Regions from separate parts of the Homo sapiens genome. Here region 1 is linked to region 2. The links are chromatin contacts, found by Hi-C or POLR2A ChIA-PET in ENCODE. All regions are on one chromosome and are shown on one strand. The core of a region is the stretch at or near the end of the contact, and the rest is flanking DNA. Distances in the headings are between cores, read along the strand shown. Region 1 overlaps POLA2 (DNA polymerase alpha 2, accessory subunit). Region 2 has its middle 16 kb from the start of SYVN1.

Region 1 (4,488 bases), core at 902-3,401, 150 kb before region 2:
AAAATCAGCCAGGTGTGGTGGCAGGCACCTGTAATCCCAGCTACTCAGGAGGCTGAGGCAGGATAATCCATCGAACCCGGGAGGCAGAGGTTGCAGTGAGCCGAGATTGCGCTACTGCACTCCAGCCTGGGTGACAAGAGCAAAACTCTGTCTCAAAAAAAAAGAGGATGTATTGTATGATTCCATTTATACAAAATGCCCAAAATAGGCAAATCTACAGAAAAGAAATTAGATTAATGATTGCCAGGGGATGGGATTAGACTGCTAATGGGTGCAGGGTTTCCTTTGGGGTGATGAAAATACTCTGGAATTAGATGGTGGCGAGGCCTGCACAACACCATGAACATACTAAAAACCACTGAATCATACACTTTAAAATGGGCATGGTGGCTCACGCCTGTAATCCCAGCACTCTAGGATGCTGAGGCGGGTGGATCACTTGAGGTCAGGAGTTTGAGACCAGTCTGGCCAAGATGGCGAAACCCCGTCTCTACTGAAAATACAAAAATTAGCTGGGCGTGGTGGCAGGCGCCTGTAATCTCAGCTACTCGGGAGGTTGAGGCAGGAGAATCGCTTGAACCTGGGAGGTGGAGGTTGCAGTGAGCCGAGATCGCGCCACTGCACTCCAGCCCGGACGACAGAGTGAGACTCTGTCGGGGTGGGGTTGGTGGAGTGAGAAATCAGCGCAGATGGCTACTCCCAGCAGTAGTGAAGCAGCAAGGCCAGGTTGAGCTGGGCCGGGTGCCCTGAGGTCAAAGGAAAGGAAACCCCAAGCCCCAGTGGCTGCAGAAGGCAGAGCTGGATGGAGGATCCGCGCCATGGCCCTGCCGGCCCCCAACCTTGGGTGCCCCTCGAGGCCCTAATTCCCTCGCTGCATTCTTGGCACCCACTTGGGTTCCCAGGAACAGCAACTAGGAGTGGCTTCTGTTCCCTCAGCAGCTCTCCCTCTCCCTCTCAGAGACTGGAACCCTAAAGGGAAGCCACGAGGCGGGTAAGGGAGGGCGGCTCCTTCTGCCAGGGCAGAGGCAGGGCAAGGGCATGGGCATGGGAGGCAAATCCTGGCAAGAGCTCGGGACTATTTCTTCAGGACCGTCTAGTTGGTGTCTCAAGGGCAGGGGCCATGACCAGATCAGGGAGAGGCCACCAAAGGGGGCTGAGGCAGACGGGCCTGACCTCCTGGGCACCCTCCCACCCTCCGTCACTGACACGCCCCCAGAGCCTGCTTGAGAATACCTGGGATGACAGATGCCTGGGGAAACTGGTGACACAGCTGAAGTGGGGTCTAGGGACGGTCAGCCAGCAGTCACTTGGCACCTTCCTGACAAGAGCAAAAAGGAACTGTCTGGTGGCAGAGGCACGCCTGCCAGACCTGTCTGCTCTGGTGTTAGCATCCCGCTTTCTCTTTGTCTGACTCTTAAATGCCTGCTCCGGCCCTCCCGGCCCTCCCAGATCATTTCCAACAGTCACACGACTGGTATCCAGGCAACCATTGCCTGGGCTCCCAAAATTCCACATCCGGAGGCTGACAAGTCATGGTGCCCCCGTGGAACACAGCTGGCTGCTTCATGTGTGGAGGAGCTGGGGGAGAACGGAAAAATCCACTCCCCACGCAGGGATGAGTTTCTAATTCTTGGCCTCAGAGGAGGTGCCTATAAAACTAATGAAATAAAACAGCTGCTCCTTGTGTTTAAAGGAAGACCTTTTACTGTACCCTGGTCAGGTCTGGGGCTCGATTCCATTTCACCGTCAGAAAGGTGAGAGGCAAAAGTTGGCCACTGTTAGGTCATCTATTTATCTCGGAGTCAAGGCATAGACACCAGCAGCTTGCTGCCCCCTTGCCCACTTCCCTGCCCTGACAGCTGGGGTTTGCCGGTCTTGGCTCTGGCATGTGAGGCAGGACAGCCTGCCAGCTTAGGGCAGGAAGCCACTCCACGTCTGGCCAGTGACAGCTTTTCCCCAGATGCCAGGACATAGGGGCATGGGACGTGCTGTGAACCCTGGAAGGCCTGACCCTGTCTGAGTGTTCTGGGCTGCAGGCAAGCCCTGGCTACTGCGCGACTTGGCAAAGCAGCTGCCACCAGGACTCCAGCTTTGGAACAGCCCAGCGAGGCGGCCCCCTCCAGATGGAGAGGTCAGGCTGGGACCACAGCATGCATGTGAGGAACTGCGCAGGGAGGCCCAGGCATGCAGCCAGTTGCTTGCTCTGCAGCCCAGCTCTAGGGCCCACCCAGTGCACCTCTGCAGCATAGAGGTCACTGGGGCCTTTGGGGGATGAGGAGTGGGGCTGAGAGTTACCCACTGGACAGGACTGGGGCTGGATAGAAACCCAGTGTGACTGACACTCTGCCTTCTCTGGACATAGGTCAAATAGGCAACATTCTTTGTCTACTACCAGGATAAAGAAAATAGAAGAAAGGGGCCGGGCGCGGTGGCTCACGCCTGTAATCCCAGCACTTTGGGAGGCTGAGGCGGACAGATCACAAGGTCAGGAGATCGAGACCATCCTGGCTAACATGGTGAAACCCCATCTCCACTAAAAATACAAAAAATTAGCCAGGCGTGGTGGTGGGTGCCTGTAGTCCCAGCTACTCAGGAGGCTGAGGCAGGAGAATGGCATGAACCCGGGCGGCAGAGCTTGCAGTGAGCCGAGATCTCACCACTGCACTCCAGCCTGGGCGACAGATCGAGACTCCGTCTAAAAACAAAATAAATAAATAAAAGAAAATAGAAGAAAGGTCAAACTCAGAAGTCACACTCAGAATTTAATTTCTCCAAAAGTTGTTTCTGTGTTTGATTCATGTAGAAAATCACAAAGCCTTCTCGCCTTTTCTGAGTGGGCGGGATCCACAGCTGGCTTACTTCTGGACACGGAGCATGGACTGAGAAGCAAGAGCTTCCTTCCAGGAGAGGCACCACTCAGAGGCAGGCCCGGCTGCACAAGTCCTCCCTGCTGGGCCTGGTCACTGCAGCTGCCCCTCCCTGGCTGGCTCCTCTCTCCTTTCCCACCCAACTGTTCACCTTGTCACAGGGCTATGTCTTGGCTCTTGGCTAAGACTTTAAGGGCCCACACAGCAGAGAACAGCAGAGGACAGAAGCCTCAGATCCTGACGACCTGCACAGCAATGCATGGGCTCTGCCTCTCTGCCCCGTCCGCTGCCGGCCTCCTAAGGTAGAGTCGGGCGAAGGTGCCTCCCACCTGCCCTTTGGTAAGGCGCCCAGGGTTCACACAGACACAGCCGAGGACATCCTGGGGAGGAGAGGAGAGGTGACAGGTTTGGAGAGCCTCAACTAACTGGGAACCAATGTGAAAAAGAAGTGCCATCACATGGCTGGACCCCAAAGAGGGTTTTAGAAAATGGAAACGAAGGCAACCAAATCACCAGACACATTTTCAGTCACTTTTTTTTTTTTTTTTTTTGAGATGGAGTCTCGCTCTGTTGCCCAGGCTGGAGTGCAGTGGTGAGATCTCAGCTCACTGCAGCCTCGACCTCCCGGGTTCCAGCGATTCTCCTGCCTCAGGCTCCCAGGTAGCTTGGATTACAGGCACCCACACCACCATGCCTGGCTAATTTTTGTATTTTTAGTAGAGATGGGGTTTTACCATGTTGGCCAGGCTGGTCTCAGACTCCTGACCTCAGGTGATCCACCCACCTCGGCCTCCCAAAGTGCTGGGATTACAATTGTCAACCACTGCGCCCGGCCTCAGTCACATATGTTAACTTGTCACTAGAAAGCTTTGAATTCCTTTTAAGTCTTTCAAACAGAAGAATGAGGTGACTTGGCAGAATGACAATCAGCTCCTAAACTTGGAGACAAACCTGATCTAGCTGTTTACTGCTTTCTCATGTGAAAAACTTTTTTTTAACCTCTTGAGATTGAACTAACTCTTGTTTGGCAAGAGGGGGACTGGTCTAGGCAGATTCCTTGTAAGGGACCTAACTCCAAGGCAGGCAGGGCTAAAGGGTGGCAGAGATCAAAATGACCCAATAGCTTCTTCAAGGTATTCCCAGCTGAGCCCACTTGGAGGTCATATCAGAATTTGGGAGGCAGAGGACAGGCAAGTGTACATATGAAATCTTCCCCAGGTCACCTCTATGTGGCCTGGTGAAAGCCCTCATTTGAGGGCCTTCCTAGTCATCTGGGCTCTCGTTCTCTTGGGGAGGGAGGAGAGGACACTGTTTACTCAAGCATTTTACTGACAGAGTTGTTTGTTTTCTGGTCCCACCACCTCCCCAAAGAAACAAGGCCACAGGGCAGGGTGCTAGAGGCCCCATCCCCATCAGCTGACCCATGAGGGGTGAGTGCCGGGTGGTCTAGAAGGGAAAGTCAAAGACTGGGTTCTGGTGTTTCTGGGAAAAAGCAGAGTTCAAACCTACCTTCACGAAGTACCTCAGCTCTGACGGGATGATGAGGACATCTGGGGTGACAGGCAGCTGTGCGTAAACATAGAACGACTCATAGTCAATGGCCATGTCTTCTTGGGGCGGG
Region 2 (4,184 bases), core at 529-3,028:
GAGATCGTGCCACTGCACTCCAGCCTGGGTGACAGAGCGAGACTCTGTCTAAAAAAGAAAGAAAGAAAGAAAGAAAGAAAGAGAGAGAGAAAGAAAGAGAGAGAGAAAGAAAGGAGGAGCATCTAGAATGCATGGACATTCCTAAAACCACCTCACCTGGGAGACTCAAGCCCTGGTTGAACCATCCTACTTGGTGCCTGTACTGGAATAAGAGGAAATCAGACAGCCAGAGGATTGTTTCACTTTCAACTCAGCTACAAAACTCCTTGGCCATTCATGTTCCCTGGCAATCACACTGCAGATGTCTAGAAACTTCGCATTTCCACTTTTTTTCTTACAAAAATGTCATTCAGAATCACATTTCCACTTTCTGAGGTAACTAATCACACCCTCTCCTCTCTCTGCAAAGCTCCAACATGACTTCTTTCCCTTTTTCTTTTTCTTTCTTTGCTTTGAGACAGGGTTTCACTGTCACCGAGGCTGTTTAGTGCAGTGGCTTGATCTCTGCTCACTGCAACCTCTGCCTCCTGGGCTCAAGCCATCCTCCCACCTCAGCCTCCTGAATAACTTGGACCACAGGTGCGTGCCACCAAGCCCAGCTAATTTTTTGTAGAGACAGGGTTTCGCCATGTTGCCCAGGCTGGTCTTGAACTCCTGGGCTCAAGCAATCTACCCCCCTTGGCCTCCCAAAATGCTGGGATTACAGGTGTGAGCCACTGCGCCCAGCCTCTTTCCCTTTTTCTTCTCCTCTATTTTACCTGAATCTGCACCTGTACACACTTTCTCTGCCTCCTCTCCTACTAGAATGGAACAGCCATCTTTCTCCTCCTTTCTTTTTTATTTTTATTTTTTTATACAGATAGGGTCTCACTATGTTGCCCAGGCTGGTCTCAAACTCCTGGGATCAGGTGATCCTCCCACCTCAGCCTCCCAAAGTGCTAGAATCATAGGCATGAGCCACCATGCCCAACCTCTCTCTTCCTTTCAAAGCTTCTGGGTCCTCCTCTTCTGCTCGACTCCTCTTCCTTCTTGATTTCTCAAAGTCATCACTTCTCTACACTTCTCTACGTGCTTCCTGGTTTATTTTTTGTCTTTAGTATTCTGTAAGCTTCATAAGGGAAGGGACTTTTTTCTATTTCATTTGCTAATACATTCATGACACTTAGAACAAGACCTGGTTCAAGGTGGGCACTGGATAAATACTTGGGTGAATAATAGAGTGAATGAATGGGAAGAGGGAAACTCCACCCATTCTAGCTGGAAGGAAAAATGAGGAGGCAGGAGGAGCAGGTGTGAGCGGTAGGAGAAAAGGTATGTGCCCTGAATTTCCTGCACTGGGCAGGAGTCTCATGAGGGTAGGTGTCTTTTTGCTCACCCTGGAATCCCAGCACCCAGCCCTGCACCTGGCACATACTGTGTGCTGATTGCCCAATCTGTACCTTAGTGCCCCAGCCCCTTTCTTTGTACTAGTCTTGGGTGATCCATGTTGCCCATGGATCTGTCCCCAGCCTGCCCCTCTATCCTACTTCCCTTTCTCAGATGCTCAGGCCAGCCTGAATTGAGTCCTAATGTGGCCTCACTGCCTGGCTGCCCGTGCCCTGGCAGAGGGAGGGGACATCAGCCTCCTGTCCCTGCTCTGCCCTCCGAGGACACCCAGACTCGAGACAACTGCCTAGGGTGGCAGCCTGCCAAGGGGCCTGAGGTGGCTGTTCCCTGGCTTTGCACAGAAACTGTTGGGAATGACTCAGCCCCGAGACACTGCTTCAATAGGAGGAAGAAGTCACCACAGGCCCTCACTGGAGGTGCAGCGCAGTGTCAGAGAAGTAGATAGAGTGCCTCCCGGCCACACGCCAGCAGGGTGACTCTGGCTGACTTTCTTAGCCTCTTCGAACATCTGTTTTCTTTTCTTATTTTTCTTCCTTTCTGTAACCTCAAGAATATCTGTTTTCTCAGTAATAAAATGACTAGTTGCCATGGGGATGAGAAAATGGACCTGTTACAAAGCGCGGGGGTTGAGAGAAGGGCCATGGGGCCACCCTGTCTGGGCTTAAGTCTTTTTTTTTTTTTTTTTTGAGAAGGAATCTCGCTCCGTCACCCAGGCTGGAGTGCAGTAGCGCAGTCTTGGCTCACTGCAACCTCCGTCTCCTGGATTCAAGCAATTCTCATGCCTCAGCCTTCCGAGTAGCTGGGACTACAGGCACCCACCCCCAATGCCTGGCTAATTTTTGTATTTTTAGTAGAGATGGGATTTCACCATGTTGCCCAGGCTGGTCTCGAACTCCCGACCTCAGGTGATCCCCCCACCCTTGCCCTCTCAAAGTGCCGGGATTACAGGCGTGAGGCACCGCACCCGACCTGGGCTTAAATCTTGACTTTGTCTTTCCCTATTAGTTGGGCAAACCTCAGGCAAGTTACTTAATCTCTCTGAGCCTCAGTTTCTTCATCTATGAAACCGATATGATAATAGTACCTGACTCAGGATTGACATAAAGGTTAAAACTGTAACTGCCCAACATTTATTATTCTCAGCCCTGCCCTGAAGGATGTCACAGACACAGAAGTGATTACAATGCAGGGTCATAGGGGCTGTGTTCACACAGGGACAAATGCTGTAGGCACCATGTGGTGGGGAGAGACTCACTCAGGTTCATGGCTGATGCTGGAAATGTGTAAGGGTGTGCACTAAGAATTTTCCAGACAAAGAAGAAAGGGAAAAGCATGCTACTTTATATAGGTTTGAGCAAAAGTGAAGATAGCTAGGCTGAAGAGGCAAGCAGAGTTTGGGGAATGAGACAAGTTAAGTTTGACCACAATACAAAGTGCATGATGAGGGCCGGGTAAGGTGGCTCATGCCTGTAGTCCCAGACTTTGGGAGGCTGAGGTGGGTGGATCACCTGAGGTCAGGAGTTCGAGACCAGCCTGGCCAACATATGAAATCCCATCTCTACTAAAAATACAAAAATTAACTGGGCATGGTGGCAGGTGCCTGTAATCCCAGCTACTCAGGAGGCTGAGGCAGGAGAATTGCTTAAACCCAGGAGGCGGAAGTTGTTGTAAGTCGAGATCACACCACTGCACTCTAGCGTGGTCGACAAGAGTGAGACTCCGTCTCAAAAATAAATAAATAACAAAGTGCATGATGAGGATTTGGTGGGGTTAGGAGGCAGGCTGGAAGCATATCATGCAGAAATCCAAATGCCCCCTTAGAAAGGCCTTTGTCAGATTAGCAAGCTCACACTTGTCACTGAGCATCTGTCTCAGCCTTCTCCCAGCTGGCTGCCTGGACCACAGAGGCTGGAACGGTAAAAAAAAAAAAAAAAAAAAAAAAAAAAAAAAAAAAAAAACCACACAAAACTTGAGTTACATATATTCCTTCTGGTTTTTTTTTTTTTTTTAAAAGACTGAGTTTCACTCTTGCTCCCCAGGCTGGGGTGCAGTGGTGTGATCTCGGCTCACTGCAATCTCTGTCTCCTGGGTTCAAGTGATTCTCCTGCCTCAGCCCCCCAAGTAGCTGGGATTACAGGCATGTGCCACCATGCCTGGCTAGTTTTTTATTTTTAGTAAAGATGGGGTTTCTTCATGTTGGTCAGGCTGGTCTTGAACTCCCGACTTCAGGTGATCCGCCCCCTTGGCCTCCCAAAGTGCAGGGATTATAGGTGAGAGCAACCGCACCCAGCCTCCTTCCACAGTTTCAATCATGTGAGACTTACATTTGGAACTAAGTGGAGTCGAGGGAGACAGGTAGCAGCCCTCGGGCACTCCTTCTGCTGGTGTGGTTCCAGCAGGGATAGTAAGGCTGGGCCCACTGCACTGTGGAGCTTTCCAGATTCTGGGCTTGCAGTTAGTGTCTCACCTGAGCAGCTGAGTATGCACTGCCTGTGACAATGCCACTCCAAGTAGATCTGCCAGGGACCCTTCCCAGGAAATTATTTATAACAATTCCAGCAGAGATGGCTTCTCATCCTCCTTGAAGCTACTGGACTCTGAGCCCCTGATTCTGCCACAGCTCATCACTCTAGACCTGTCAGGCTTAACACAATTCACTTATCCAACCATTCAATCATCCATCATCCACTTAGCCAATCCAGTCTTTTTTTTTTTTTTTTTTTTTTTTTTTTTTTTTTTTTTTTTTTTTTTTTGAGACAGAGTCTAACTCTGTCAGCCAGGCTGGAGTGCAGTGGCGC

What was found. A loop is a pair of places that touch in the nucleus more often than their neighbours do. ChIA-PET counts read pairs that join two places held with the same protein, here RNA polymerase II (POLR2A).
Region 1: a loop to region 2 is called in a map of CD4-positive, alpha-beta T cell, with 2.8 times the contacts of the local background. The contact joins two enhancer-like sites. A Hi-C loop is called at or near these places in 1 of 168 maps with a recorded cell type or tissue (CD4-positive, alpha-beta T cell). POLR2A ChIA-PET finds 5 or more read pairs at or near these places in 4 of 52 experiments (H1, HepG2, Panc1 and 1 more).

The regions. Positions count from the first base shown.
Region 1 is chr11:65,295,879-65,300,366 of GRCh38, reverse strand. POLA2 (DNA polymerase alpha 2, accessory subunit) reads right to left here. Exons shown (of 18, transcript NM_002689.4): 17 at 4,377-4,488; 18 at 1,682-3,247. The coding sequence ends at 3,098. All of the region lies in intron 2 of LOC105369344 (a long non-coding RNA gene), which reads left to right. Among named protein-coding and RNA genes, the nearest start is that of CDC42EP2, 17 kb to the left of the region's middle. Within about 2 kb of position 2,151, at least 22 of the 41 ENCODE cell types and tissues checked have a DNase peak (open chromatin) inside an H3K27ac peak, as active enhancers do.
Region 2 is chr11:65,148,430-65,152,613 of GRCh38, reverse strand. No RefSeq gene overlaps it. Among named protein-coding and RNA genes, the nearest start is that of SYVN1, 16 kb to the right of the region's middle. RefSeq lists an enhancer at 1,809-1,858. Within about 2 kb of position 1,778, at least 31 of the 41 ENCODE cell types and tissues checked have a DNase peak (open chromatin) inside an H3K27ac peak, as active enhancers do.